Linked DNA regions of Homo sapiens: region 1 is linked to region 2. The links are chromatin contacts, found by Hi-C or POLR2A ChIA-PET in ENCODE. All regions are on one chromosome and are shown on one strand. The core of a region is the stretch at or near the end of the contact, and the rest is flanking DNA. Distances in the headings are between cores, read along the strand shown.

What was found. Hi-C counts contacts between places; a loop is a spot of excess contacts on that map. ChIA-PET counts read pairs that join two places held with the same protein, here RNA polymerase II (POLR2A). Pooled maps may share reads with other maps.
Region 1: a map of naive thymus-derived CD4-positive, alpha-beta T cell shows a loop between it and region 2 (2.6-fold over the local background). The contact joins two enhancer-like sites. A Hi-C loop is called at or near these places in 1 of 168 maps with a recorded cell type or tissue (naive thymus-derived CD4-positive, alpha-beta T cell) and 10 of 50 pooled maps. POLR2A ChIA-PET finds 5 or more read pairs at or near these places in 1 of 52 experiments (T-cell).

What each region holds. Positions count from the first base shown.
Region 1 is chr1:199,224,728-199,227,877 of GRCh38, reverse strand. All of the region lies in intron 3 of LINC02789 (long intergenic non-protein coding RNA 2789), which reads right to left. Among named protein-coding and RNA genes, the nearest start is that of LINC02789, 78 kb to the right of the region's middle. Within about 2 kb of position 1,542, at least 4 of the 41 ENCODE cell types and tissues checked have a DNase peak (open chromatin) inside an H3K27ac peak, as active enhancers do.
Region 2 is chr1:198,918,556-198,921,682 of GRCh38, reverse strand. The region is part of intron 1 of MIR181A1HG (MIR181A1 host gene); the gene reads left to right. Among named protein-coding and RNA genes, the nearest start is that of MIR181A1HG, 17 kb to the left of the region's middle. RefSeq lists an enhancer at 1,739-1,828. Within about 2 kb of position 1,847, at least 5 of the 41 ENCODE cell types and tissues checked have a DNase peak (open chromatin) inside an H3K27ac peak, as active enhancers do.

The DNA of each region.
Region 1 (3,150 bases), core at 293-2,792, 310 kb before region 2:
AGTTAGCATAATAGTAATTCCATTGTAATAAGAAAAAATATTTCTTGAAATCATATATGTTAAAAATGCCTCAAAGGCACAAAAGAAATTCCACAGCATGAAATTCTCAAATTTCAAAATGAGGATGCATGCATCTTACGTCTTACGCTGGAATTTTCATTCGCTAATCAATTATGCATAATTTCTATTCATCATGTTCACAGAAACATTTTTCCTGCAAATAGTGAGGCAGAGACCAGGATCTCCTAAGTTTACATAAATCAAATTTTGGCAATTATAAGGGATTTTGCTTGGTCTGAGACTGGTCTATGGGGTTTTGCCATAAAGTCTGTTCACAGCTAACAAAGGAATTTTTCGCTTGTAAATAATAGGCCAAATACAAGCCCCCATGAGCCTTTTCCATTATGTTTCTTTCTTGAGGCTGTTCATTCTGTTTTCTTTTTTCTATGGTTGGATTTGTTGCCATATAAAATAGCAGTTTCAAACATTCTTTGTGATGGGTAATCCTATTAGTTTGGAAAAATGATTTTCCTGAAATTTGGAAAACAGGATAATTTGCCTCTTGCCACTTTTCACATATGCCATTATTTGATCACAATACTCTTTTTAGTTGCCATAAAATAAGAAAGGCTCTATGTCTTTTTTAAAAAAAATGTTCTTTTATTCTAACTTGGAAGCCTAATTAGTCCAGATTGTATTAAAATGCCTTGTTTTTGCTGCTTTTGTCAGAGAAGAGTTAGAACATGATGCCTCTCTTGGTAGGTCACAGACTGAAGAGGCCTGACCCAGGGAATCAAATGTCTGACCTGGCCTGACCCTAACCTCTACTTAAAATCAAGTCTTTACTTTTATTTAAAAACAGAGGTATACTTTCCATGTATCTTTTTTTTCTCCTTGTCCCAGCTGCTAAGAAGTACTCGTGGCTATTCATCTGAGAGCTCAGGGTGGGAAATTACATTTTCCAATCTTCTCAGTTTGGAGAATGGGCTCTGGGCTTGATTTACTCATGTTTACTTAGGGAAAATGCGACTATATTGTCTAGAAATTTTATGTAAGAGAAAAGCAACCAGAAAAATTCAGAATTAGATGAATTGTGGGTTTTCCTTCCACTGCACATGAAACATAAGCAATCATTTATTTCAAATGAATACTTAACACTGAATTAAAAATTATTCCTGATTGTGTTTTAGCAATTAGATAAAACATTTGGCTGACATATTAAAAAATTACAGTGGCAAAACATTTAAAACAGTATCAATTTTCTGTTGGGAACATAGGAGGTTGGGTGAGCTCCTCTAATAATAATACCATTAATCACTCTATGGTTTTGTGCTCTCACTTCTTAGGCAAATGATCAATACCCTTAATTTTAGGCTGGCTTTTATTGTACGGCTCTGTGATTCTTTTTTTCTCTGTTTGTGTGGTTCTTACAGTAAATTTAATTTATGACTGTGTAGGGTGATATATCCTTAGGTCATATCCTGTAATCTTTCATGTGGGGAATTCCCACGGAGTTATTCTGTGAGATCTGATGGCAGACTCTTTTGCTTTTACTTTAAACATCTTTACTTTTTGGGGGGTTGGGGGTGTGGGAGGTTTGCTAATTCAGTGCATTCCAAATTATAATGTACAGAGCTTTTATTCATTCATTCAGTCATGTAATATAACTCTGCAGACTTGAGTAGCCACAGAGGTTCCTTCTTATTCTAAATTCAATAATTTGTACCTTTGAAAATAAAAACTCTTTAGGGCCTCACAAGCTCAAATTTTCCCACTGTCTAGCTCTCGTTATCATAGCTAGCTTATTTTAAGAAAAGAGCTAAGTTTTCTTTTGTAGTCAAATCTTACTAGTTGTGATACTCAGTGTAGTAGCCAAATGTCAGCCTTAATGGTAACACGGCTTTAATTTTTTAGAGTAAGGCACATTGTTGTATTGGCATTTTCAAATTCAAGTGCAGCAAACATAGTCAAGTGTAGTAAACATACCTCTTCAGCCTGTGATGCTTTTGCTATGTTGATTTAATCACAAACAGCAAAGAGAAACACACTAAAAATCTCTTTGAAAATGGAAGTGAGTTTCTAGAAATATATCAGAATAATGATTTATTTTTCAGTTGGTCTATGTGACGTAAGTTAAAATGCAAGTAAAAATTAAATCTAGATGCGCATGCCTTGATTTAAAATTATTGAAATGTTCAAAATTGAAAGGTTCTTCAATTTGTGAAGTACATGAGGTCTGAGCCATGTATAGGACAATTTAAAATTATACAAGCTCTCTAAACTTCCCAGAGTGCTTCAATTTGGACGTTATCAGGGTTCCAGGAATGTATAATGCATAGAAATTTGAGGCTGCTGAAAATACTCTTTTTTTTTTTTTTAAAGAGTTCTTCTCTTGTGTTCAGACATCTGGGCATGTGCAGACACTGAAGAATAAACTGATGTAAACTTGTTTGAGTGCTTCAATTTGTAAGTGATTCGAAGAGCCGCCCAAATCACTCAGCACATGTTCTAATGGTTAGAACTGCCACATTCAACAAGTAGAGGGAAAGATGAAACTAAATCTTCACCAAGAGAAAAAAGGCTAATGGCTCAGGAATTCAAACATTTTCAAAAATATTTTACAATATTTTAGGAAAGATGACTTGAAATATGGCAAAGACATTATTAAAGGAGAGAATTCAATTAAACTTTTTGTCAAGGCCTCCCTTATGTTAATTTCACACTGTGCTATTTGTGAACTATACTCAGGCAGTCTAATTGACTTACTGTCCCTTGAATGGCCCACATTTGACCATGTTGATGTCTTTTTGATCTGTTTGCTCTTGCTGGTAGCTCAATTCTGAAAATAGATTTCATTTTGCATGTCAAGTCACTTCTCTTACTGGTGGTTGCCTGGAGTGCTGTGTTGAGAATTCAGAAGTCACATTAGGCAGTAAAAGAGGGTCATAATTAACGTTGCCACCATGGACAATGGAATGACATTTGGGATCATAGAATTTTTGTTTTGTTTTGTTTTTGTTTTCCCTATTCATGTCTTGTTTTCCTTCAAGATTCTGTTCAGGTAAGACTCAAGATATCCCAAACATGTCTAATTGAAGTTTTTCAATATTACAGCCCTTGATCTTCATCAATACAGCATTTTTACCCCTT
Region 2 (3,127 bases), core at 598-3,097:
GATTTGTCCTTGAGGAGTAGAAGACAAAAGAGGAGATGCTGACCAAATTCCCTAGTTAATTTTCAGGGTAGGAGAACAGAGACTGGATCACTGTGCTACCTTAATTCAATATCTATTAATTAAGGCTTTGTTTATTCTAAACACTGCACTACACAGGTAGGAGGATATAAAAAATATGAGAAAAATGTATTATCTGCCCTTGATGTATCCATAAGTAAATTGATTCAAAATGACATTTTAAAATATGAACCATAATTAATTCTTCTTTTATATTCAAAATATATCTTCTGCATGTTTGCAGAACATTTTATTATAAAAATCGTAAATTTGTGGATAGCAATAAATTTCAGGGAATTACATTTTTTAAGTTGTCCTTATTCAATACTTTGCTAATATAATTGATATTCATAATGATGACCAGAGGAGTAAATATTCTAAAGATTTAGAATTATAAAAATAAACACTAAATTGGCCAGGCACAGGGGCTCATGCCTATAATCCCAGCACTTTGGGAGGCTGAGGCAGGTGGATCACTTGAGGTCAGGAGTTTGAGACCAGAGTGGCCAACATGGCAAAACCTCATCTCTACTAAAAATATAAAAATTAGCCGGGCATGGCGGTGTGCACCTGTAGTGCCAGCTAGTGAGGAGGCTCAGGCAGGAGAATTGCTTGAACCTAGGATGCGGAGGTTACAATGAGTCAAGGTCACACCACTGCACTCCAGCCTGGGCAACAGAGTAAGACTCCATCTCCAAAAAAAAAAAAAAAGGAAAATAAAAAATAAAAATAAACACTAAACTATGTTTAGTGTGATATTATAATAAAATCTAGAGTTTTTAAAATGAGACTCCAAGAATTAATCAAATGTATCAGTTTCAGAAAAAAACCTGCATTTCTGTATCAATATTTCCTATGACATTCTTAGGGCATTTTATTAAATCCCATAATTACTTCTTTCTCTGATAGTATGTAAAAAATGTTGTTATTAGTTTACTAAAGTAATATTTTCCCCAGTTCTTAAGGATGTGCATGCCATGAAAGAAAAGAAAATCACCAAGCAGGGACATTTTCTATGTGATCAAAGAAGTAGCAGCTGCGGTAGGATGTTTGTTCCAATAAATGTACAGGCCTTTGGAAGAGTTCAGATATACTACAAATAACACTGGAATCTTAACATTCATTCATGTCATTCTCAATGTTTCAGGATCTATCTTCATCAAATCAATGATATCATTGAGAGTTTAGATGGGCATAGCATAAATACAATTAGCATAACCACTGACCACATGATCTGATCCAATACACTATGACGTATGATTTCCTCAAGAATCTTCAAGATTAGGACGGTGCTCCTTTTGACACCCTATGCCACATAGCTTTTTCAGCAAACCTTAGACCTAAAAACTAGTGGTTTCAGAATCATTTCAGAGCAGGAGAAGTGGTAGGATGCCATGATGCTCTTGGAGCTAGACAGATGAAGACAGAATACTCTCATCAAACTGTAAATTCTGGAATGGCTTGGACTCTCATAGCAGCAGTAGTTTATGGAACCACTGATTTTAGAAAATTGGTCATCTGACACCCTCCAATTGACAAGTGAGTTCTCACCACTTGTCATGTTAAAACTTGGGACTACATTTCTGAGATTCTTGTTCTTACCACTGAAGCTTGATACTAATTCCATCCCGTTCATCAATGTCACCATCATTATCTTTTTATTTCTCTATATGCCAAACAAATGTGAAAGAGCTTAGTTTGATTTTTTACTGATCCACAATTAACCTGAAGAATACAGGCGTGCCTCAGAGATTTTGTGGTTTCAGTTTCAGACTACTGCAATGAAGCAAATATTGCAATAAAGTGAGTCACATGAATTTTCTAGTTTCCCGGTGCATATGAAAGTGTGTTTACCCTATATGATAATGAGTTAAGTGTGAAATGGCATTATGTAAAAAAATTGCATATCTTAATTTAAAATATTGTTAAAAATGCTAAAGATTGTCTGAACCTTCAGAGTTGTAATCTTTTTGCTGGTTTTGGGTATTGCTTCAATGTTGATGGCTGTTAACTGGTGAGGTGGGTGGTTGCTGAAGTTTGGGATGGCTGTGGTAATTTCTGAAAATAAGACACCAGTGAAGCTCAGCACACTGATTTACTCTTCTTTTCATTAAAGAGTTATCTGTACCATGCAATGCTGTTTGGTAGCATTTTACCCATAGTAGAACATCTTTCAAAATTGAAGTAAGTCCTCTCAAAATCTGCATCTGCTTTGCCAACTAAATTGATGTAATATTCTAAATCCTTTGTTGTAATTTCAACAATATTTACAGCATCTTCACCAGGAGTAGATTCCACCTTAAGAAACCACTTTCTTTGCTTGTCCATTAGAAGCAGTTCCTCATTCATTAAAGTTTTATCATGAGATTGCAGCAATTTAATCACGTCTTCAAGCTCGGCTTCTAATTCTTGTTGTCCTGCCATTGGCACTACATCTGCAGTTACTTCCTCCACTGAAGTCTTGGAACTCCTCAAAGTAATCCATGAGGGTTGTAATCAACTTCCTCTAAACTCCTGTTATTATTAATAATTTGACCTCCTCCTATGAATCACAAATGTTCTCTACGGCATTTACTATGATGAATCATTTTCAGAAGGTTTCCAATTTACTGAGATCCCTCAGAGGAATTACTATCTGTGGCGGTGATAGCCTTACAAAATGTATTTCTTAAATAATAAGATTACACCTTGATCCATGGGCGGCAGAATAGATGCTGTGTTAGTAGGCATGAAAACAACATTAATCTTCTTGCATTAGAGCTTTATCAGAGCTCTTGGGTGACCAAGTACATTCTCAATGAGCAGTAATATTTTAAAAGAAAATTATATTTCTGAGCAGTAGGTCTCAATAGTGGGCTTAAAATACAGCATGTCAACCATACTGTAAATAGATATGCTGCCACCCAGGCTTTGTTGTTCCATTTATAGAGAACAAGTGGAGTAGATTTAGCATAATTCCTAAGGGCCCTAGAAATTTTGGAATGGTAAATGAGCATTGGCTTCAAATTAAAGTCACCAGCTTCATTAGCTTCCAACAAGAGAGTCAGCTTGTTTTTTGAAGCTTTGAAGC